Regions from separate parts of the Mus musculus genome. Here all the other regions are linked to region 1. Evidence: chromatin loops called from intact Hi-C (ENCODE). Cell type or tissue: left cerebral cortex. All regions are shown on one strand.

Region 1 (8,000 bases):
GGGCGGAGGCTACTCCTGGGGGGCACGGTGGTCAAATGTTAATATTCTCATCACTTACAGGGAAAGGCCAACAGTGTGGCATTCCCACGTTCTTTGTCAAAATTTAAAGGAGTGAGGCTGTTAGACAAATGTCGGCAGCGCATTACGGATCACGGGGCTTTTCATTCACGGGTATTTATGGGTTTATATTTGCCTAATAAATATGACAATAGATGGACAGCTGTTGAGAAGGGGAGACCCTGGATTCAAAGGCAAAAAAAAAATTATAGAAATCTGTCATCCAGGAAGGGAACTAGGCAGTCTGAGAAGGAGCTTAATCCTGAGTGGTTTGTTGACTTTGAAACTTCTCATGCAAACCCCGGACTCGGAGCAGATAGATGGTATCCGAGGATGCTGGTATGCACACTCACAGGGTGGACCAAAGCTGATAAGGGCAGCTTCCCTGGCTCCAAGTGGGCAACCAAGACGACTGTGGAAAGCAGGGAGCAGGGAAAGGTGGGGGGAAAAGCCTGCTTAGTCAACTTTTGTACCCCTCTTTTCTCTTGTACTTCCTGTCCTGGGGAGAACGGAAGTAATCCCAAAACAAGACTCCTTGATATAGTTTACAAAGCCTTCTCCTCTTTTTGAATTTCACCAGGCCAATGGGATCTGTCTTCTAGTCCGGTTTGCCACAACCAAGAAAGTTTAAGCTCAACAAAGTGAAGACCAGACAGTTGAATGGGAAAATGAAAAGGAGTGTGAACTATCCTACAGGAGACAAGAAAAAATGAGGCAGAGGAAGTGCCTTCGAACAACGAGCAAGGAGCAAGGAAAGAAAGAAAAAAATGAGAATACCAGCTCGACAGTCCAGAAATGCCTGGTATTTGTGAGGTTTAATTCCCAGTACTGGAGAAGTTTAAATTAAAATATGTATGTACAAGGAAGAAATAAAAGCGAGCACAGACTGGGAAAGAACCGAGCAGGGTGGGAAGGGGGAGAGAAAAAAAAAACACGAAAGGAAGGGGATGAGAAAGAAAATGGAGGCTGGGGTGGGGGGTAAAGAAAAGAGAAAGAGAGAAAGATCCAGGAGCAAAACCAGCAGCAGAAAACCAGAGGCTCCCAAAAGGCTAAAGAGAGAGGTAATCAGAAAAGCATTCCGAACCCTTGGTTAAATTCTTCTCAGGGAACCCTGGCATCGGAGGCGCGCACACCCGACCTCTTAAACACCATTTTTGCTCCCGGCTATCCTTATAAACAATATTTTTCGATTAAATTTAATTAGCCAGCCGGAGCTAAAAGGCCGGCTTGGCTGCAGGCTGGGGGCCAAGGGTCCGGGTGTCTTAGGCCGATACGCTTGGCTAGGTCCTCTTTTTGTCTAGCCGCCAAGCCCACCGGGTCAGGGACGGAGCCCCAGGCCTGGGCTTCCCTGCACTATAGTTCGGCAGCTTCCCAAGCCCGGGGAACCAGCCGCGCACCAACTCGTGGTCGGCAGCTCCAAACCCCAACCCTCCACGCCCGCCATCAGTTCTCTAGCCGCCGGACATAGGGTTTGTTTTATAAGGCAAATCTATAATTTACACATTTTTGATTCTGCCTGTGATTCGGTCCTCCGAGGTCCTAGGCCGTAAAACCCATGGGGTCTGGCAGAGGGACCCCCCACTTCATGCCCCCCGAGGCTCCGGGTCTCCCGAAGTTCCTTATCTGCTACAAATAACTGTGTGGAAAGCCGCCAAGAATTAGAAACCAAACACAGCACTCTTGCCTTCCCAATCACCAGTCCCTCCCGAGCCAAGGGACAACGGGATGCCGCACCGCGGAAAATCCGCTTGCTGTACTCTGCACGCACCCAGGGCTCAAAACACGGTGGGCTGCTTGCCTTGGGGCCCTGCTCTCTTTTCTAGCAAGAAAAAGTGTGTGTATGTGTGTGTGTGTGTGTGTGTGTGAGAGAGAGAGAGAGAGAGAGAGAGAGATCCCAATCCCTAATAACAGCAAAAAGCAAAGGCGAACTTTTAAACTACAGAGAGTTCCCGAGTAGAGACCCAACGCTTTTCACAGCCTAGATCCTCGCGAGTAGGTGTGAGCCGACTCATTAACCGCAAGGGCGCCTTTACCGCGCTTCCCATAGGAAAGCGACGAGACCCATGCGAATCGCTGTGCGCGCGCAAACAAGGATCTGTCCGCAGACAATCACGTGTGAATTATCCACAGCCTGGAAAGTACAAACAGCACGCGCCAGAGGTGATCTGCGTGGGAAAGATCCCGTGCTCGTGCGCCCCAGGCTCCGGGGTTTGCGAGTCCCTCAGTGAGCACGACCTTCGGGGCGAATTGCTTGCAGCATACGCTGAATTCGGTGCGGCGCGCATCTCCCACGCTGCTACCAAACGGGTAGATGCGTTGAAAAGTGCTCTGAGTCTTTTATTCGCTGCCGGTCGCTTACTGAACAAACAAAGCCTCTGTGAGGTTCCCGGGCGGAAGGCATCCCAGTCCCTCCACGCGGAACCGAAAGGGAAGGGTGGAAGAGCGTTGCTTTAAGGTCCCCATCTTCTGCCCCTTCTAGCTTCCTCTTGGTTAAGATCAACACATTGTGGCTGCCACCGCGTCAGCCAGCCGCGCTAAATAGCTTATTCCCACACGATGCACGGCCTTCTTCCTTGTCCGGTCGGCTGTGAGCAGTCTCTCCAAAGTGGTAGGACCCGGCGGGCGTCTCCAAAGTTTAGAGCCTTCAAATACCTCCCCTCGATGGCTTTAACAGACCTGAGGCAGAGCCACCGCCCCCCGTGAAAGAGAAAGTTCGACCGCGGGGAACCTCAAGCTGGGGCACTCCAGTCCGCAGGCTCTGGGGAAGAGAGTGGCCTTACAGAGGCAAAGCAAATCCTGGCTACCGCAGGTCTCTCAGCGCGCACGTGCGCCCAGAATTATAATACAATATAACACGTCGTAATATCGGGTATTATACGCACCGCGTTTACCTTCCTTTAGGATTTGTATGTTGTGTTAGGGTGTGCTTATGTGTTTGTTACGACGTGCTGGGACGATATAGCATTCCCTGGCCCATGTGCCCCGCACCTATGCGCTTAGTCGACCTCAAGTCTAACAACGAAAGAACAAGCAAGCGGCAGTATCCATTTCTTAAGCTGTGCACAGAGATGGGGAGGCTCTTTCCTAAAGTCGCCCAGCAAGAAACATGGGGCATAGCTTGGATTAGAACTCATAGCCTAGAGACTAGCCTACGAATAAAAGGGAGGTGTCCACCCACACAGCCCAGAGGGGAATATATCCCTGTACCACACACCGCAGGCTCTGGAATCGCCTTGCAATATAGATTTATTTTATTACATTCTCACCATCTGGTTGAAGAGAGAGAGAGCCAGCCGGCATTCTACAACTGTCTGGCTGGGAAATCAGCCTGGACCGATCTCCAGCTCTCAGGGAAAAGATTCAACTGGTCTGCCTTCCACTCCTCCTGCCCTCCCCCACAGCTTCTCCTAAAAGTCACCTTCACTGGATAGGAACAGAGAGGTTAAAGCAGTGGTTCTCAACCTTCCTAAGGCTGCGCCCCCTGAATACAGTCCCTCACGTTGTGGTGACCAGCACCCCCTCCATAAAATTATTTTCATTGGTACTTCATAACTGTAATTTTGCTACTGTTATGAATCGTAAATATCTGCGTTTTCCGACAGTCTTAGGTGAACCCTGTGAAAGGGTCATTCGAAACCTCCCCCCACAGGGTTGCGACCCACAGTCTGAGAACCACTGTGTTAAATTGCTTACCCAAAGTCACTCAACAAGCAAAGGGTTCAGATCCAACATTCAGACTCCAGAGCCCCGATCTGATCAGTTAGGAATTCTAAGGTTCCATCCATGTCTGAGCAACAGGTTCTAAATAAGGGACTCATCTTTGGAAAGTTAGGAGCATCCTTGGGGTGCAATAAAGCCCTGTATCTCTTTTCCCAAGGAGAAGGGCTCATACAAATAAATGCAGCTTGTGCCACTTGGACTGTATTCCAGGTTCCCAACTGTAACAGCTACAGAGCCCAGGACTGGGTCCTTCACCTCTCTCCTGACCTCATCCCATCTTTGTATATCTTAAAGGAGGCAGAGGGTGGTACCCTCAGATGCTACCCCAGGACCCTTGTTTAATCAGCTCTTCAGCTGCAGAAGCCAGGGGTCACGGTTGCCCTCAGAGGATGCCCTATGCAAACCACCAGCCTCAAACGTTCCCAGTGGTTTCAGGGAAGATTTGGAACCTTCCCTCCAGCTCTCCCATTTCCAAAAAGAGCTTTACAGCAGAAAACAGGGAGCAGAACCAGTGCTCAGCCCTGTGGGGGGTATTTTCAGCCCTTATCCTGGACGCTTGAAGATTTTCTGTCCATGTATCCAATTTGTGGGGGAACTCCCCAAACAAATGTACTTTGTGTCTGTGTCACAAGTGTACCACAGACCCAAAAGTCCAAGAGAAAAAATAAAAATAATATAAAAAAATATAAAAATAATAACCCGGCCCCAAAGGTTACAAATCGCATCTCTGGAGATAAAAGCATCCAATCCTACCCTCAACTGGGAGGAATGAACAACCCCATCCCCACAGTCCCTTGTTCAGCTATTGCAGGTTTGTCAAGCTGGGCCTGGGGTTCCTACAATGGCTAAGTGTGGGTGAAGAGATTTCTTCTTCCTTTATGCTTTTTAAACCTTTCTTTTATTTTTTTTCTTTAAGAAATTTTTTTTGGCCTTTCCAGAGAAAAAGTACGCATTAGACTTGTCATCAGAGGATGGCAAGGGTGTCACCCAAGAAGGTTCTTCACTCCATCATCCTAGGCCTCCTGGCTTAGTTGGGGTGGACCAAGCTAAATTTACAGATCAGCCGCTGGATCTTGGGGGCTATTGTGGACAATTCCACTTGGGAACTCTCACTAGGTGATCTTAGAGTCTCTACCCCAGGCCACCAAAGGACCCTGAATCCTGCAGAGTTCTGAGAAGAGACCAAGGTGACCGAGGACCTTCATGCTCACCACCACCAGTACCACCATCCTACATCTTCTCCCCTCTCATCTCTGCTTCATTCCAGCTCCAGGGTTGGGATGAAAGAGCAGAGGACCAAAAAGTAACTGGAAATTTCAAGAGAGAGTGGAACTTTTAAGGTCTTGAAGGAAGGAGCTACTTAACAGAATCTAGACCCAGGTTTCCATAAGATTAGATTTTTACTATGGGGCAAATCCAGAATATTTAGAAAATTCCTCGTTACTTATAGATAATTGGCTAATTGGCAAATTCAGGCAGAGAGTTCAAGTGATACCTGAGGGGGAAACCATCCTGCCCTTGAGGCCAGTTCATGCCATTCTAAAGGAGTTGATTCTAAAGAAGTTGGATTTTTCCTTTTGTTTTAATTCAAAAATGCGGTGAGTTTAAGATGGAATTTCCAGTGGGCGCTGGTGGTCCCTTGTCTCAGCCAAGTCCCCAGAAGCAAATCCCTGGGTGTTCAGCGGGGTCCCCACAGTGGAAGGGAGAGGGTCTGGGGAGCGCAAATGGGGCGGTAAGCACCCTGCAAGGTGACGTAAGTGGCGCTGATGAAAGCTGCCCACTCCATCAAGGGGTCCGCCCGGCAGCGTGGGCCGCAGGGAATGCCTCACACGCTCCGAGTCAGGCCCAGACACCTTCAGAAATGTTTTACTGAGCGCCCTCCCCGTGATGGCGACAGCAGCCTTGGCGAAGCTGAGAGACTGGCCACAGAGCCCCCCACCCCCACCCCTCCCTGCTTGGCCTTGTTTTTGCTTTTCTTCCCAACAGCAGTTTGTGTGACTCCTGGGGACAGGAGCCAGCCTGCAGCTGTGACCACAGACAAGTTAAAGAACTGCGCAGGGCGAAAAATCAAGAATCTGGCAGGAAGAGTCACCAGGGGTCTCTCCCACCAATCCTGGGGACTCCCGGTAGTAGAGAGTTGTCCCAGTCACTCCTGGGTCTGCAGGGCCCCTGGCAGGACCTGAAATTTTACAACCAAAGAATTAGTCTTTAGCGGTGCTTTCTTTCCTGGCCGGCCAGGCCAATCTTTCAGTACCTGCCAGGTGTCTCAACTCAGCCCTAAATGATAACCAGGAGACATCTAACATCTCCGAAATCCTTAGGTTCCTGAGCTTGACATTGTACCAACCCCCACCCACCCGGTTTACAGATATGGCTTTGGGAACTGCACTAGTGCATGCTGGGATGGGCTGAATGGAGCTGTTGTGGAGCAGGATGCCTGCTGCGTGCAAGGCCCCAATTTCACCAAGATCTGTGTTCTCCCAACAGCCAGAAGAAGTTAGTCCCCTCATCTCCTCCCTAGTCAGGAATCTAAAGCGAGACCAATAGGAATATTTGCACCCAGGCAGGTAATTGGCACCCACTGGGGCATCCCGCACCCATGTCAGTTTACTCTGGGACCTGGGGGAAAGGGATTTGCTTGTAATCCTACTTAAGACCTTAGCATCACTAAGAAGTTAGGTGGGATGTAAAAACACCGAAGAAAGGCCACACCAGAGGCAGAAACCATGCCAGACAAGTCATAGCTTTGGTGTCATTACAGAGAGACAATTGCCCTTGGTTAGGCTGCAAACTGGGATCTTAGAAGGATGATATCTGGTTCCCCGCCAGCCTTTGGCCACTACACCACCAGTCAATGTAACAAATAGAGAGAGAAAAGAAGGGGGGGGTGTAAAGAAAGAACTTGGGGTGAGGGTAAAATATCTTGGAAATAATACACCAAGAGGAGGAAACAGGACAGTTTATCTGCACCCCCAGCCCTCGCTGCATGCCTGTTTAAAACCCCTAAGTAATTTTAGATCCTGTCTTCAGTTAATATATCTCTCTCCCTTTCCAGAAGGCTGACAGGGAAGCATCAGGGCTGCAAGAGTCATTGGAAAAGGGTCTTTAAGAGTTTCCACATTGTTTAGCTACACAAAAGTGTTTGTGGTTCCCGGGGACCCTTCCCCTCCCCCACCCCTTCTCCAACTCATTTTGCATCAGAACTGCAATTGTTTGAGGGGGTCTGGGCCACATAAATCCTGCTTCCAGATTAATCTCCCTGCTCGATTGCTCTGGGGGCAGTGATTTTTTTTTCTGGAGGGGGGGGTCTTTAAAGAGGGCACAGTGCAGAGATTTATTAACAAGGAAAAATGGTTTATTTTTATAGCTGACCTTCTAAAGGTGGGGGGTGGGAATGAGTCAAGGAAGGGAAGGAACTTAGTGGCTCAGAGGGCTTGGTTTTGGGGTGCTGTTCAAGATTCCTGCTGAGGGTTTGAACTTTTCTCTTGGTTATGCTTGGCTGGGCCAAGAGTCGGAGGGACTAAGCCAAAATGTGCTGTGTGGGACTGTCGATGGTGTGTGTGTGTGTGTGTGTGTGTGTGTGTATACCAGAGGACAAGCCTCTTCAATGTCCGGGAGCCAGGGACTGATATAACCTCCCCCTCCCCAACTGACTATGATCTTTGGGCCAAGTGGAGGGTGGGTGTAGACACACTATGTGCACAAATTGTTTACATTGGTTTGTTCCTGTAAACAAAATCCACAGTTTCCCATGGAGCCCACTAATGGAACGAAATGTAAAACTGGCTCCTTTGGCTGACCCAAATCTTTGGAGAGGGGTATACACTCACCTAAGCTTTTGACCTTTTGCTGGGTCTGACACTCCAGTCCTGCACTCTAGAGCTCTCTGTAACCAGTTCTGGACACATTTTAGACTCAAGTGAGAGGGTTATCAGGGATACCCACTCAAGAAGCAAAGGGCCGTGATGTGACTTTGAGTCTGGGGCTGGCCTTCTGATCTTGAACCCTTGGATGGATCTCTCAGGGACTCAGTTTCCTTCAGACCTTTGTTTGGAGACGGGGTGTCATCTTAGGAGTTCACAGTGGCCTCCAACTTGACATCTTTCTGCATTAGCGGGAGCGTTTGGAACATGGGAGATGACACCAGCAAACTCTTAGAAGGATGTGTTTAAGGTCACATAGATGGCTGTCACAGATGACTGCCTTGGAGTGCCCAGGGACCT
Region 2 (8,000 bases), 120 kb after region 1:
TGAAGCCACATCCCCCCCACTCCACCCAGTCCCAAGCCGGGACCCCAGAAATCTCCCCACAAAAGGGCCTCCCCTACAGTTTCCTATACCTTCCACCCTGGCCTCTAGTGAGAAGTAATTTTGTTTTATGAAAAGTAGTTGCTTTTTATTGCCTGGGATAGCCTAGAGAGGGTGACCCTCCCAACAGGAAATTAACAGAGAACTCATTGAGGGTGATAATGACTGCTCATAATCATTCGGCTGATAAGTTAATATAACTGATTAATCAACTAATTATACAGTGCCCGAACACACCTACTTCCTTCAGCCTTCCCATTTAAAATAAGCAGGCTAAGACCAGGCGCTACGAGTGGGAAGTGGGAAGTGGGGAGTGGGGTGTGTGTGTGCTAAAGTTAAATTTAACCTAGGCAAGCCCCAGGCTGAAGGCACCATCTTAAATCTTAAGTCCAAATGTTCCTAAACCCCATTGGTTATTGTCCCCTGAGCAGTGTGTGAGTAGGTCATTGGTTAGGATCACACATCTCCGAGAATCTGAACTTCTACTGCCCTTTCAGAAGGCTGTGCACATGTAAACTACATTTTCTGTGTAATTTTCACGGGCTCCTCAAAAAATAGCCCTATAGAATAGCCAGTGAGCTCAGAGTAGCTGACCTTGGGGAGAGCAGGCTGGGCTGGGCCGATAGAGGGGTTGCTTTTCCTGTGTGGTGGCTCCTGAGTTGTTTGGTTATGGCACTGTCTTTCCAAACCTGCTCTTCCCAAGGCTCTCTGCCAGATTGGGAGAACTGGGAGATAGCTAGAGCTACTGCCAGGGTGAAGAATGCCTCTTCTAGGCACAGAGAGATTTAAAAAAAAAAAATCCTACAAGATGCTGGTTCTGGGGACTGAGATAAATGAATGACAGCCCCACAAAGGTGACCGGAAGGAAGGAAGGTCTACCCGAGGGTCAGTTTGGTGTCCATAGTGTCCTTGACACTTGGAGACTTTGGTGAGGCCAAGAAAAATGCTGGTGTGAAAGAATACAAGTCCAGGGTTGGCTCTGGGGTCCTGGGGAGGACAAACCACCGCTCTGGGGACCAGACAACTCAGCAATCCGAAACCAGAGCCCAGGTCATTAGCAGGAAACCAAAGTGCCGGGGTATCGAATTTCTAAAAGTGCCAATACTGGGCTGCCTGGGATCCTAGCACTGGTGCAGCTGGTGGTAGGGGCATGTGAAAAACCAGATGGCACCATCAGTCGGTACCCTGTTCTAAAGAATTCTTTCCGGTCCCCCTGGTTTTGTCTCCTATTCCTGAGGCTTAGACCAAAGCTGGGAGACAAGTCTTCAGTTTGGGTCCTCTGCACCTTATGGGGGTGGGGGTGGGGGAATGTGTGTGGCCTACAATCGCCCAGGGGCTGGTCCTCTGTCTAAGATCTCTGGCTTCTCAGCAGAACCCTGGTTTTTACTCCCTTTCTGTCTCTTGCAATTAAAGTCACATCGATGCGATGCAAATAGAGGACCTGAAAGGAAAAACAAAAACAAAAACAAAAAAAAAACCCAAAACCTGCATTTGCAGAGGTTTCTAGAAAAGGAACAGAACAAACTAGCAAAGTATAAACACGATCTTCCCAGAATCCCCACCTGCAGAGCCTGTGTCTGTGTCTGTCCAGCTCTAGGCCTTTGCTCCTGGCTAAAGAGAACAACTGTAGACTCTGGGGATCCCAAGGGGCATCTGAGCCTGGGAGCCTAGGACACTCAGCTTCGTCCCTGATCTGCCAGAAAGAGGAAGCCAGGATATAAACCTTGGGCCTGCTTGACTAACCACTCTAGTATTTGGTTGAGGACGAATTAATCCCTTCTACCTGGCATCCACAGGGCCTCAACCTCCAAGTCTTCACCTGGAGAGAAAGAAGTCCTGATTCCAAATCAAAGCCCTACTTTGACAATTGCACCATGGGATTCACACCAAAATTACAATCCTGACCTCTGAAGAATGGAAGCAGCCGATCCCCAAGCCGACCCACAATTTCTCTGTATCCGGGACTGCAGGTAGGGACACCTGAGTTAGGAAGAAAGGTTGTGTTCTGGGGCGCCAGCAGAGCTCAGGTTAACGACTTTAATCTGCCTGCGTCTGCGTACTGGCGCTTTCTACCACGGGGCCTGAAAATCGAACGCCCTTTACAGGGTTAATCGTGCGAGTGACTGAGGTCACTTCGTGGGTGCTTTCCCCAAGTGCACCAGGCCAGAGCGCGCACGCGTTCCCCCCTTGCAACGCCATCAATTTCTATCGTGGTTATTCTGTGTGCTTTGAACACCCACATCTGCAACATATATTTCTTGATTATACGCATCTTGATTATAAAACAACCGAGTGCGTTTTACATCCGGAACTGTCTCGCAAATGAAACTCCTAAATCCAAATTGGAAGGGACGTCCGCAGATGGAGCACACACAAGAACACGCAAACACACACATGGCTTTCTAACACCTGTGGGCCCCTGGGCTCGGAGTACCAGCATCCCACCGCTCCTTGTAGGTACCGACTTCTATGGCTTCATCTAGACAATATTAGGCCACTCCTGGGGGAACGCTGGGGGGGGGCACACAAATACTCCCCCATAGCTATTTTCTTGGCTGGCTGCCAAGAGCCCAAGTTTAGAAGCCGGCGAGGCAGAAAGTGTGCTGACGGCAAGGTTACAAGCGGTCTTATAGAGCCTCAAGGAGCCTGTCTGTTGGCTTAGGGGAAAGGTCAGATCTCTGGTTTTCCTCGAATGGAATTTTTTGAAAGGCCTCTACCTACTTCGAAACTTTCACCCATGCATAGGTGGATCTTAGGACAGTTCAGGTTCAGAGAGAGACTCTGTACAAGCCTACACACCGTACACCCCTCGCTAGTTACTACAGGACAACCTAGACCGGGGGCAGGGGGGCTGACTGCAGGGTCACGACCCCTGCCTGTGCCCAAGCACGCCCTTCGGCCCCTGCAATTAGCGCCAGGAGGTCAGGAAGAACCCGGACGCCTCTACCCACAGCTCTAAAGCCCAGCGAAGGTGACCTCAGCCCCTCCCGTCCGGTCTCAGACGCCAGCGCAGCCTGGAGCCGATCTTCCCCACTGGCGGGCTGGTGGGCGGGCGCCCGGAGGGTTCTAACCGGTACCAGCATTCATGACCTTATATCCACGGATCTCCAAGGCACTCCAGCCCTGCAGGTCCCCCAGCACTGCGGGGATGGGAGTCGCAAGGGGGGCTGGTGGTTGCAAGAACTCTGGTCTTCCTTTGTCCCTGTAGACGCGGCCGGGAGAAAAATAAGAAAAGTCCCAAACTTGGAGTTTATATAGTACAACAACAAAAAATCTGGACAAAGCGAAGTTGGTCTGAGTTGAGACTATGTGGGCAGATTGGTGTGTGTGTGTGTGGGAGGGGTGCGGGTGTCTCCTTTTATCTGCTACTCCTCCATCCTGGTTACCTCCTCCTGTATCTCCATATTTCCACACGGAGAGAATAAGGAACTACAGTCCCCCTCCTTGACTTTCCAAAAATCCCTTGGAAATCTCGTCTGAGGCCCACATAGGGATAGATGGAAGACTTGGCTCTTCTTCTGACAGTAGTGAGGTGGGGGCGGGGCGGGGTGGCTTTGGAGAGGGTATGTCAGACTGGGGTCGTGGGGGGGGGGTGCGACCAGAAAGGGGCGCAGAGGTGAAGACCTCACGTTCCAGAATCCAGAAGGCTCTGGGGTGCCTAGCCAGCCGCAGTTAGGCAGGGCGCATTCGTGGGTCAGACAGACAGGTGGCACTCGAAGCCAAGGAGAAAAAAAAAGGAAAGGGGAAAAAAAAAAAAAAAAAAAAAAACCAACCAACCCAGGCGCCGGCCCCGAGTGGCCTCCGCAGCCGCCGCCACCACCACCATAAAGCCCGCGGCGAGATTGCGACCGGCGCCAGGTGAGTAATAGGTACAGAAATTCAGAGAGATTGCGAGCGAGTCACCCCTGGTCCATCAGCGCCACAAGAGTTACACATTAACAGCACTATATATAAATAAGATACAGCGGAGATTAAAAGGAAAGAGGAAAGAAAAGAAGAGAGTCTGAGGAGGGGCCGGGGACAGGTTTGGGCACTGTCCCCAAATTTGGGGGATGGAGGAGGAAAGAGGGAAGAAAAATCCGACTGAGAAAGCCAAGCAAGTTTGGTTTGATTTGGTTTGGTTTCTGCTTTCTCCGCAGTTTAAGCCGAGCTATTTTCTCCTCAATTTGGGAGCTCGCGCAGCCGGAGGCCATGAGCCAACTACCACCTTCCCAGGGCGGACTGTGAAGAAGAGTTTTGGTCCCGAAGAGGACCGGCCTTTCCCGTCCCCATGTCCCCTTAAGCACTCTCCAGTCCCCTCTCTCCCGTTGTTTTCTCCTCCTCCCTAGACAGCTGGGGAGAAGCAGTGCGGGTCCCCACGTGCCTGGGCTAGAAAAGGGGGGCTTGCCCACCCCTCCAAGGTCTAGAGCTGGATCCTCTTCCAAACACAGGAGGGGAGAGGAGGGGCCCCCCTCATGACTCTCCATTCAAGAGGTGACAGGGACGTTGGGCCCGGCTGGCGGGCTCCGGGATGGGGGTTGGGGGCAAGTCAGCCGCCTGGCGGGCTCCAGCTGGGTCTTTGAGTCAAGGCCCCCAGGGCAAGAAAGTCCTAAGGGCTAACTCTAGAGTACCTTCCCTTGTAACCCCTCTCCAACACAACACACACACACACACACACACACACACACACACACACGCCCCCGAGAGGATCCTGGAGGGTGGGGAGACTGAAGAATGACAGGACAGGACAGAGGCTTCACTGATTGATTAATTGATTGATTGATATATGTATATATTTGAAAGATTCAAAGATAAATTGAACTTCAAAAAGATAGGTTGCCTAACTGACTCGGGACTGGTTAGGGAAATGAGATGGTAGCTTCCCCGGTGCCTTTTGCCTTGGGTGTTCCATGTGGACTCCGAAAGCACCTTGCCTCTCTCTCATGGTCACTGTGGAGCCCACTCCTGGGCCTTACCCACAGCCCTGAATGTCCATGGATAAGGGAGTCTGCTTGGCCTTTTCCTGTGCTAGATTCCGTGGGTGTAGCGGACCTTATTTATTTTGTTTTGTGATCCATGTCAGAAAAGGGAAAAACGAATTAAAAGCGAAAACCCCTCCTAGCTCTTATTTCCGGTCGGATTCCTGGGGGGGGGGGGGAGCCGACTTTGAACACAGGGTAAAAATCTTCTCCCATTAAAACTGAAGTATATGAAGTTCCTCTTTAGGAAACCTAATCAGGCCCCTTTCTTCTCCCGTTCTGCTCCCTAAATTAAAGGGAAAATATTTTCAAATCAAATGTGGCTCCCTTCGCCGGAGCAAGGGACTTGTTTTCAGCCTTTTAACTTGAGTGACATTTCATTTTAGGTTGCTGGGAGGGGTGGGGGTGGTCTTAATTATTATTTAGAGAGGAAGGGAGCAGACTGGAAGATCATCCTCGATCCGGCTCTGAAAGACAACTCTTGAAGAAATCATTACCACAACTTCAAAACTCATTTCAATAAAAATTTATTGAAATTTCAGTGATGTTTTTAAAGAGGGGGAGAATTACAGAAAACTCATCAAAGACTAAACACAAAATACTCCTTCTTGGGTTTTTTTTTTGTTTTTTTGTTGTTGTTTTTTGTTTTTTTTTTTAATTTTTTGTTTTGTTTTGCCTTTCATGGTCGTTTGAACCAAGTCCCTCTCAGTACACCAATCCAAAACACCATAAAGATGAACAATGAAAACCTCACATGGGTTAGTAAGATGCCAGAGTCTATGAAAAATTAGGACGGTTCTATGGTGGCCTCCGCAAGGCCGTTCCCCCCCCCCCCCTACTCACACAACAATCTCAACCCCTCTGGGGGTGTCAAGAGTTTAGGGAATTTCAAGTGGAGCCCGGAAGGGCCATTACCTCCCCAATTTTGGTGAAAATAGTTAGGAGTACTCCCGATCCCACCCCCTCCATCAGAAAAAAAAAAAAAAACTTTGCAGCCAGCTCTACTTGAAAGCATGGAGATGTGAATAAAGATGCCTAGGCTTGCTAGTGTGGATTAGCCATCTCCTGACCTGGAAATAAGACCCAAAAGGCAAAACAAGAATAAAACCTGACAGACACGCTCCTATTTACATCCAGCTATGTACAATTCAATAAATTAAAGTTTAACTTTCTGAGCAGTCATATTCCACCTATTTACAAGAGATATCAAATAATTACATAAATACTTTGTCCAATAGTCGTGTTTCCTCTTTATTATTATCTTTTAAAACCTTGTTATTGCATATACAGTTAAAAGAACTAATGGTCCAACAGGCACACGAAGCCCTCTACAAGCGCTCAGATAAAAATCAACTCGGTTGGTTTCATGCCCATAGCTGCCCCTTTTACCCCACTTCCTCCTGGTTGCCGCCTTGAGCAAGGTTGAGGATAATGGGACTTCCGTTGTTTTTCCATAAAAGGGGGGGGGGGCAAAATAAACCCAGAAAACTGTAACATGCAAAAAAGAAGCCAGCATCGGCTCTTAAAACATCACAATATTTAAAAACAAACAAACAAAAAAAGACAGGATTCCTTTAATATAGATGGGGCAAGGTAAGGCCCCTCTTCTCTCTGCCCCAACGAAAGTACTCAGCAATTGGTGAGTTTCAGTCTTCATAGACAGTTCCACAGGACTTCATCTCCCCCCACCTCCATATTGGTTTTGTTAGTTTGTTTAGGAGGGGGGATGTTTCCACTAAACACACGAAGGGGGAAAGATTCCGGTGAAGTCTCTCAAAGACCCGCGCTCCTGGCTGGCCTGGCTACCTTGTTCTTCAGCCCCGACTTCCATACCAGCCTGCACAAAAGTCGCTCTAGACACAAAAGCCTGTTTGCCACCACTCCTCCCGCCCCCTCAGTCCCGCGTTTCAAAGCAACAGCAGCCTGGTTACACAGCCCATGGTGGCAGGGCCTGTGGTATCTAGCATAGTCTCTGGAAAGGCTTTAGTGCTCCCTCCCAGACAAAACTGAAAGGGACAGGGCGGGGGTCACCCCATGTGGAAGGCCCGTGGTTTATTTTACATCTAACAAAGTGCACTGGCAGATTTGACCAAACTGGAATGGAGAGACCTTGGGGGAGGGGGCGATTTTGTTTTTCTTGTTTTTAAGGGGACCCGCTGCAAGACCTGTCTGGCTTGGCTTCCAAGCCACTGACCAGCCGCTGGATACTCTGCAGTTCGCTGGTAGCCGCCTCCTTCTCGGAGCAGAGTTTGGGTGACAAGGACACTGAGCCAGAGGACAGCGTGGACGAGCGGCTGTTCAGTTCCGACCCCGAGTCCACAGCCACCGAGGCTGGGCTGGCTGCCAGGGCGGCCGCTTTGCCGTCTAGGGGCCCCGCGGCGGAAGCCATTGATGGTAAAGCTGTGGCCAGCAAACTGCTGCTATCCGGCACTGGGACGGGGATGGAATAGGGGCTGTAACGCAGCCTGGGGCGCATGCTGTTCAAATTGAGGAACGGGTGGCGGTGCACGGAGCTGGAGGCGGCCGCGGTGGAGGCTGCAGCTGCTGCAGCCATGTATGTGTAGGGGTAAGGAAACAGGCTCCCGAAAGGCGACATAGCCAAGCCCTGGGGAAGAGAGAGAAGAAACATAGGGAGTTAGAGAGTGGGGAACCCTTCTCCTCCACCGCCTACTATCTGGGGCAAACCACCTGTTTTGGAGGAGTGGAGGGACACTTTTCCTGGGTTGCATGCTAAACTAAGGGGTTAATAGACTGGAGAGTTCCGTGGCTATTAAATCTTCCACAATATGTCATCTATGGTGCCTAACCCTCGGGGCTATTAACAAGTTCCCAGGAGGGCGAGCAGCTGCACCTGTTGAGTGGCTTCAGCGAGGGCTTCCACCAAAGAGGCTAGAGTTAAATTCTGGTGCACACAGTATCTTAGTATCTTCCATTCTCTACTCTAGATCTTTCCCAAGTAAGAAAATAAGAATGATGTGAAATTGG
Region 3 (8,000 bases), 620 kb before region 1:
ACCGCACTGCCCTCTTAGAGCCTCCTTCCTTATAATCCCATTTTTGCTCCCGAACTCCTCTGCGTTCATTTCACTTTTGGGAGGCCTTCTTCGAATCAATGTCTTTAATGGAAGCCTATCTGTCTATCCTATCTATCTATCTATCTATCTATCTATCTATCTATCTATCTATCTATCTATCTATCTAGTCTATCTCCTATCTATCCATCCATCTTGAAGAACAAATCGGCCGATTAAAAGCAATTTCTTCTTTCCACCCCAAATACGGGATACAGGAAAGGTTTCTTTTAATTACACTCACCCTCCACTCCCGGCAAAGACATGGAAGCGTGTATTTAAAACAATAAAACCCAAACACAACGAATACCAACACAACGAATGCATTTTTTCTGGGGAAGAGACAGAGGGTTTAGTTTTAAAATGTTAATTTGGGGAGCACTTTATCTTCATGGGTAGAGAAATATCAGGGTTAGGGAGACTTCATGTGAAGGAGTGTAGACCTAGGCTCCTATCCTGTGAAGAAATAGGGCTTATGAGGGCAGAAGGGAGGGACAAGAAGCCAACATAACCCTTGCAGACATCCTAAGGCCTGCTGCCAAACACTCTTTAGAGTTTTTAAAAAAATTATTATTTTTAAAAATTTTAAATGTTCACTGGTGTTTTGCCTGAATGTGTGTCTGTATGGGAGTTCTAGAAGCCATGGAGCTGGAGTTACGGTCAGGTGTGAGCCATGTGAGTGCTGGGAATTGAACCAGGGTCCTCTGAAAGAGCAGCCAGTGCTCTTAACTGCTGGGTCATCTCTGCAGTCTCCCTCATCAGAGTTATTAAGGAGACCATTCTTATGGAAAATTCGGACACAAAAGGATTAACCAGTGCTTCGTTTTCTAGACATTCTAGGTGTCACACAGGTATCTGACATGGCACATAACTAAGCAGCTAGTCCTCTCTGTGTGGTAACATGTCTGAATAAGTTTGTGTAGGGGAAATTGAACCCCCTCCCCCAACATATTCCATTCTGGGGACCAAACACTTCTGCCAGTGCCCAGGGATCTGAATACTTGCCTTCTGTTGTCTCAGAGAGATATCACCACCGTGGCCACGCTGGTGTCACCTCCTCATCTGGTCTCCACAGTACTTCCAAGTCTCTCTATTTCAGGGTATCAATCAGGTCCATAAGTTCACTTCACAGGGAGTGGGATTAGAAGGACCAGAACTCTCAAAGTTCTGTGATGAACTTTGCACTGAAGACTGTGTAGGGGCTTGGGACAAATAGCACTTCAATTTTTCTAGACCTTGGCTGTTATCGTCTTATTCCAATCCCTATAGGCTTTGTCATTAAGACCATTTAACCTCGAAGAATACACAACCTTGTGGTGTCAGGACAGTTGCCCTTGGCTGTATAAGAATAAGAACAAGGGTATAGTTACAGTGTGTGTGTATGTGAGTGTGTGTGAGTGTGTGTGTATGTGTGTAGATGTCGATGTTTTGTTTTTGGTTTTTTGGTCTTTCGAGACAGGGTTTCTCTGTGTAGCCCTGGCTGTCCTGGTATTCACTCTGAAGACCAGGCTGGCCTCGAACTCAGAAATCCGCCTGCCTCTGCTTCCCAAGTGCTGGGATTAGGAGCGAGACTGAGCAGGGAAACTGAGTCCCAGAGATGCTGATGAATACTATAGTTACACAACCAAGCTCTGTGCTTGTTACCCTGCCCATGTATGTGGACCTGTGTTTTCTTGGAGACATCACTAAGTCTTTATGGTGCTATTTCTTTATTAGCACCGTCTCTTTGGCTTCCTGAACCATTGTGGGCTGTGGGCTGTGGGCTGTGGGCTGTGGGCTGGACTTGTGAAGTTGGTGTAGCTAAGCACTAACTTTGAAAACAAGAGACAAACGTGGTGAGAAAGCCAGCCACATCACCTTCCTGCCAGGCTTGGGTCAGTGTTTGATAGGCTGGGATGAACAGTCTCTTAGAGCTCCAGCTTGGAGTCATCTTTAATCCTTTCTCTTCTGCTTTGGCTTCAATGCATCAGCAAGGAAGGCTCACCAAGTGCCCAGACCATCTCCCAATCATTCCCTTTCCTTTCCTTGGTCATGCTGGCTCCAACCAACACTACCCAGCCTATTTTATGGTAGTAGCCTTCTAACAGGACTCTCCTACCTCCCATCCCCTCTCTTCTATTCTCTATAGGATGTCTGAGGCTATATTTTAGAACCATACATTAAAGCTTGTCATTCTACCTCTGACCCTCCAACAACTCCTCACTGCATGTAGAATAAAATCCATACTTCCCACCCTGCTGTGCAGGGCCTTTTGTGAGGGCTCCTGGCTCTCACTCCTAACATCCCCCACCCCTTCCCATCCTGCACCAGTCACATCATCTTCCCTGCTGTGTCTCACACTGACGAGTTTTCTCACCTCCGGACCTTCCACACTTGGATGGCCCCTTCTGCCCTCAAATCCTTGCAGGGTTGGTCCTGCCTTTGTCATTCAGCTCAGCTGTCAATCCATCCAGCCAGTCTCCCCCATCAGTTTATTAGAGCTGGTCCACCCCCAGCCACTTCCTACCTACCTGTTCTCTTTGTTACATTTATCAATATGTATAATTATCCTCCTGCTATATTTAGCTACATATTGTCTATCTTTCTTATAACACCAGTTCCACGAGGCCAGGGAGAGTGTGCTTGTCTTCTTCATTGTTGGATTTTCCAATGCTTGACTCATTACCTGCAGCACAGCTGTCCAATACATACTTGTTGACTGGGTGTATAATGAACAAGTGCACAGACAGGGGAATAAGAGCTTTAGAAAGCGAGTAGGTATGGATGGGCAGATCTGAGAAGGGACTGGATATAGCCGTTGCCCTTTTTCTTGGGTCTATGGTGAAGCAGCTGGCTGGGTGGGATCCCAGGCTGGGAAAGGGATGACAGAATAGATTCCTCGGGACCCCAAGAGAATGCTCACCAGACAGGGGATCAAACCAGATAAGATTCATGAATCTGGGGCTTAGGGTTTTTGTTGTTGTTGTTGTTAGAGTTGGGGTTCTCAAATCTTTCTTTGCTAATAGGTAAGAGTGTGATAATGGGAGAGACTGCCATTAAGGAATATATTGGCATTAAACAGGTCAGGGCAGTGGTTTTCAACCTCTGGGGTTTGCATATCAGATATCCTGCATGTCAGATATCTACACTGTGATTTACAACTATAGCAATGAAATAATTTTATGGCTGGGGGAGGGGAGGTCACCATGACATGAGGAACTGTATTAAAGTGTCCCAGCATTAGGAAGGTTGAAAACCTCTCCTTTAGGAGACTGTGTCTGCACTCAGTTTTTATTAGCTGGATATAGGATAATGTAGCAGTCCAGACATAGAATCCATGCCCTGTTTATAGACTCTGGTGCCCTCTTACCAGCCCTGTGACACAGATGAGCAGCCCCTTATCCTTTCTGTACCTTGGGTTCTGCATCTGTAAGATGGAGACGAGTGTGTCATCCTCATAGAGTGGTCACTAGGCTCTGTGGTGTGCTTCACTAGTGAGTAGCACAGCCTTAAATGGGAACGGAGAAGAGAGGCAGAGTACTGGGGGCTGAGGGTGGGGAGGGGGTGGACAGAGGGAGGTAATCAGGAGGCTCAGGTTTAGTGACCAGTCTCCTTTGCTCCTCCATGTTTTTTATTTGTGGAGGGCGAGAAACAGCTCAATGCTGTGGGGAGGAATCTGTCCCCTCATCTATCCCATGGGACAGGAATGGTGGCTGCCTGGAAGGGTGGTGGGAACCTTGGGGAGATGCTGTGTGAGAACTGGGAAGCACAACACATGCCAGATGGATTGCTTTGTGTATTCTGTGTCAGTGTGTGGGAGCGTGCTCGCACGTGTGGGTGTGTGTGCATGTGTGTGAAGGCCAAGAGTCAGTGCCGGGTGTCTTTCTGAGTCACGTTCTGCTCTATTTTTTTTTTTTTTTGAGACAGGATCTCTCATTGAAGTTGGAGCTCACTGATTCCACTAGACTGTCTGGTCAGCAAGCAATCACCAGGAATCACCTGTAACCGTATCTGCCTGCCGTGACACTCACTGCCGCCTTGAATTATCTATCTATCTATCTATCTATCTATCTATCTATCTATCTATCTATTTATCTTTTTATTTTCACACAAGCAGTTGGGAATATAACTCATATCCTCATGCCCACGCATCAAGCATGTTCCTAACTGAGCCATCTCCCCAGCTCTTGGAGTTTCTGGGTTTGTTCGGAAGCCTTCTCCCTCCTCCAGAAAGAGGAGTGGAACAGGCACATGTGAATTCACTCTGTTGAGCCTAGAAGAGGTGAAAGAGAAAGGCTGCCCATTTTCTAGATGTTCCTCATGAGCTATATGCGTGTACCACGAAGGCTTGCTTGGACCCAGAGCTAGGGCTGACCTAACTGAGATGCTACCCAGGGGTTTCTGGCTCACTGTGGCCACCATGGCTCCACAAACCACCTACTTATAACAAAATAAAAAATTTTCTACAAGGATATGTTTCCATCTCTTGTCTGTTGTCCTAAACAAACCATGGTGATATAGGACTCCAACCATGAGGTGGGCTGGGCTGGATGTGGGGGTGGGGCTTATGCAGGCCAATAAGATGCATGCAAAGCACAAGCACCTACTGTGTGCAATAAGATGCATGCAAAGCACCAGCACCTACTGTGTGCAAGGGACTGTTCTAAAGGCATCAGATGTTGCTATGAATGACCACTGTCCCTTGTACCCCAACTGCTCACAGCCTGACAGGAGGACCCACACACCAGCATGAATTTCCACACCTTATTCATGTGTCCGACTGCCTTTATTTTGATGTTGCTGCATCAATGTCCCACTATGTAGCCGAGGCTGGCTTTGAAGTTGTGATTCTCCTGACTCACTGTCCCGAGTTGTGGGGACCACAGGCATGAGCCACCATACTAAGCAATGGTTCTATTTTATGCTTTGAGGCAGAGCGCCAAATAGCTCTGGCTGTCCTTAAACTTGCTATGTAGTTGAAGATGAACTTGAACTTCTGATCCTCTTTCTTCAGCCTCCTGAGTGCTGGGATTACAGCCATGACCCCATTGCCTGGTTTATGGAGCTCTGGACATCAGATTCAAGTCTTTGTGCACACCTGCTGGCCTCCTGGGTCTCTCTCTCTCTCTCTCTCTCTCTCTCTCTCTCTCTCTCTCTCTCCACCCTCAGCTCTTATTATAATTTTCTAATTTTATTCCTTTACCTTTTTGGCAGTTCTGGGATCAGTTCTGCGCATTGCCCATGCTGGGCACGTGTTCTGCCACTGAGCCTCAAGCTCAGCTTTCTATACATCACTGTGGGCATCAGAAGAGGATGAGATCTGGACTCCTGGCTCTGGCAGCATCAACCTGCCCTGTTCCTTATTTGCACCCCCTTGATGCTACCTTTATCAGAAAGCAATGCTCAACCCAGTGGCTTTATCTGAGTTGCTAAATCTCTCCAAGGCTCACACTGTTTAGAAACCAAGGGGGTGGGGAGGGACACATATTAATAAAAGAAACTCCTAACTCCACATCGATATGGATGGAGGATGGATCCCACAGTGTCTGGCACCAGGTGAGTGTCCCCTTAGGGATGGATGACACATGGCAAGTCTGAATAATTACAATAAATGCACCAGAGGCATTTGGAGTCAGTGTCTTGTCTGCCCGGATCAGAGACATTGGCGATTTCTGCACTGGGATCAAGCCCTTAGGGATAAAATCCAAGGACAATGGTTCTTCAGTGTGAGGAGGGGTGACTCCTGAGCCCCTGGACCAAGTGCCTGTATTGAACCTGTGGTGGTGGAGGTTCCATCCATTGCCCAGGTCAGGCCACTGAGTACTTAGCTGGATAGAGGACAGGATCACTGCCTGCTCCTCCCACTTTCCTGAGAGCCATTGGGGAGCCACCAGGTCTCCTACACAACATCCATTTACCACTTTGCTTCTATTTTATTGTTTAAAAAAGCACCCTTTTTTTCCTTCTCTTTCTTTTTTTTTTTCTTTTTGGTTTCACTGTGTAAGCCCTGGCTAGTCTTGAATTCACAGAGATCCTCCTGTTTCTGCCTCCCTGAGTGCTGGGATTAAAGGCGTGCACCACCAAGCCTGGCTTGTTTTTTTTTTTTTAAACAAACTTTTTTTTAGGTTTATTTATTTTATTTTGTCTGTATGAATGTTTGCCTGTTGTACGTATGTATACCATGAGCATGCCTAGTGCCCAAGCAGGCCAGAAGAGGGCACAGGGGAGCCCCTGAAACTGGAATAAGTGATGGTTGTGAGCCATGTTGTGTATGCTAGGAACTGAACCCCGGATCTTCTGCAAGAGCAACAAATGCTGTTAAGCACAGAGATGTTCCTAACCCATCATGCCCAGCTTTAAAAGACAAAAACAAAAACCTGGAGAGGTGGTCAGGTGATTCAGAGCACTTTCTGATCACACAGACTTGGGTTCAGTACCCAATATCCACATGATGGTTCATCACTGCAAAACCTCACAGGAGTACACACACGTCGAGAAAGAGAGAGAGACAGAGAGAAAGAGACACACAGAGAGAGAGAGACAGAGACAGAGACAGAGAGATAGAGAGACAGACACAGACACAGAGAGACAGACACAGAAGCAGAGAGACAGACAGAGTGACAGAGACAGACAGAGGGACACACAGAGAGAGACAGAGATAGACAGAGACAGTGAGACAGAGAGACACATCATGGTGTATATTTGGAGGTTGGTGGCCAATTCAGGGCACAGCAGAACCTGAGGGTGGAGCGCCCCTTTAAGGGCTGAAGCTATTTCTTTGACCCCCTAACAAAACAAGTTGGAGTCACCAGGGAACACTGGGATCCAGGGATCCCATGCACTCTCAGCCTTTACTCTGAGAGAGCTCCCTTTCTGCAATCTCCAGGGTAGTTCATTTGCTGTCTACTTTCCCAAAGTCCCCCTGCATGGGGGAATATTTGGGGTAGCGAAGTAAGAGACTGGGAGAGCGTAAATCTCAAGGGATTCTGGGGACCTTCTGACCTCCCAAGGAGATGTCTGTCCTGTCCTGTGTCTATTCATTTCTCAGGTTCTCCGGGGACCTGGCCAGGTGAAGGACAGCTCACAGGCCATGGTGTCTTCAGGACGACACCAAAGACAGCCTCACTAGGTCTGGTTTCCTCCAAATGCCGGGTTAAAAACAAAAGATGGCTCAGCAGGCAAAGGTGATCACCCTCAAAGGTGATGACCCAGGACCCACAAAATGGAAGAGAGATCAGAGCCTGAGAGTTGTTATCCTCTGACATTTGGGCACTTGTCATGGCTTGTATGTTCTCACAGATACATATAGACCATTCGAGATAAAACTGAAAAAAAAATGTACAGAAATGTCATCTGTTTTTTTTTTCCCTTATTATACATAGTGCCCATGCACTGGTTTATCACACTGAATCTTATAATAATGACAAGAAAAGATAGAGTCCTGCCCTACCTCATAGTAACTTGCTACCACTTTACTTTTTTTTTTTTTGATAGCCCCAGGCTGCCTAACACCATTGGTCCCTTGCTGTGTGAACTGGGGAAGACTTACTCTACCTCTCTGGACGTGAATCTGGGAAGTGGAGGCAGTGGACTGGAAGCCACAGCCGGGTGTGGCCATTTTGAACTGTTCCTCTGCTCTGGGGGGCTGTGTCCTTTCTGGGCGGTGGGAAGGCTGGCTGATGCTTCTGGATGCTCCTCCCCTGACACTAGTTTCTTGATGGGGGATTTGCTGTGTGCTGTGGGCATGACTTGGCCATGGCTCACATCATCCCTCCTTCGAAGCTTTCCTCTCTGCCTCAGCAAAGAATCAAATGGAATAGCAGATATTTGCTGAACCCCAAGGCGGCAGTGGTGGTGGGAACTGATCAGACCCCATTCTTGCCCTTGGAGTTTGGTGGAGGGAGATTAAACATGGATCTAGGAGAAGATACACAGGGGATTGTGCGGTAGAAGGCTGAGGGGTG

The links. Peaks named below come from ENCODE experiments on the same cell type or tissue, not always from the same donor. Only the 100,000 strongest peaks of a DNase experiment are listed, where the experiment ranks them.
Region 2: a loop joins it to region 1, with 2.5 times the contacts of the local background. A loop is called at or near these places in 3 of 42 quality-filtered maps.
Region 3: a loop joins it to region 1, with 4 times the contacts of the local background. A loop is called at or near these places in 6 of 42 quality-filtered maps.

The regions. Positions count from the first base shown.
Region 1 is chr5:119,798,250-119,806,249 of GRCm38, reverse strand. It overlaps a transcript of Tbx5 not described here and a transcript of Gm5563 not described here. Among named protein-coding and RNA genes, the nearest start is that of Gm42017, 15 kb to the right of the region's middle. In left cerebral cortex, no CTCF peak of the experiment used is centred here; DNase peaks (open chromatin) are centred at 1,425, 2,194 and 3,273.
Region 2 is chr5:119,682,251-119,690,250 of GRCm38, reverse strand. Tbx3 (T-box 3) reads right to left here. Exons shown (of 8, transcript NM_011535.3): 8 at 5,527-7,620. The coding sequence ends at 7,159. It overlaps Tbx3os2 (T-box 3, opposite strand 2), which reads left to right. Exons shown (of 3, transcript NR_040416.1): 2 at 1,854-2,027; 3 at 4,197-5,163. Among named protein-coding and RNA genes, the nearest start is that of Tbx3os2, 5.0 kb to the left of the region's middle. In left cerebral cortex, a CTCF peak has its summit at 3,748; DNase peaks (open chromatin) are centred at 4,225 and 5,046; H3K4me3 peaks cover 554 bases.
Region 3 is chr5:120,416,164-120,424,163 of GRCm38, reverse strand. It overlaps Gm27199 (predicted gene 27199), which reads left to right. Exons shown (of 2, transcript NR_166585.1): 2 at 3,964-4,508. Gm31976 (a long non-coding RNA gene) reads left to right here. Exons shown (of 2, transcript XR_878743.1): 2 at 1-370. Among named protein-coding and RNA genes, the nearest start is that of Gm31976, 12 kb to the left of the region's middle. In left cerebral cortex, no CTCF peak of the experiment used is centred here; DNase peaks (open chromatin) are centred at 3,863 and 4,203.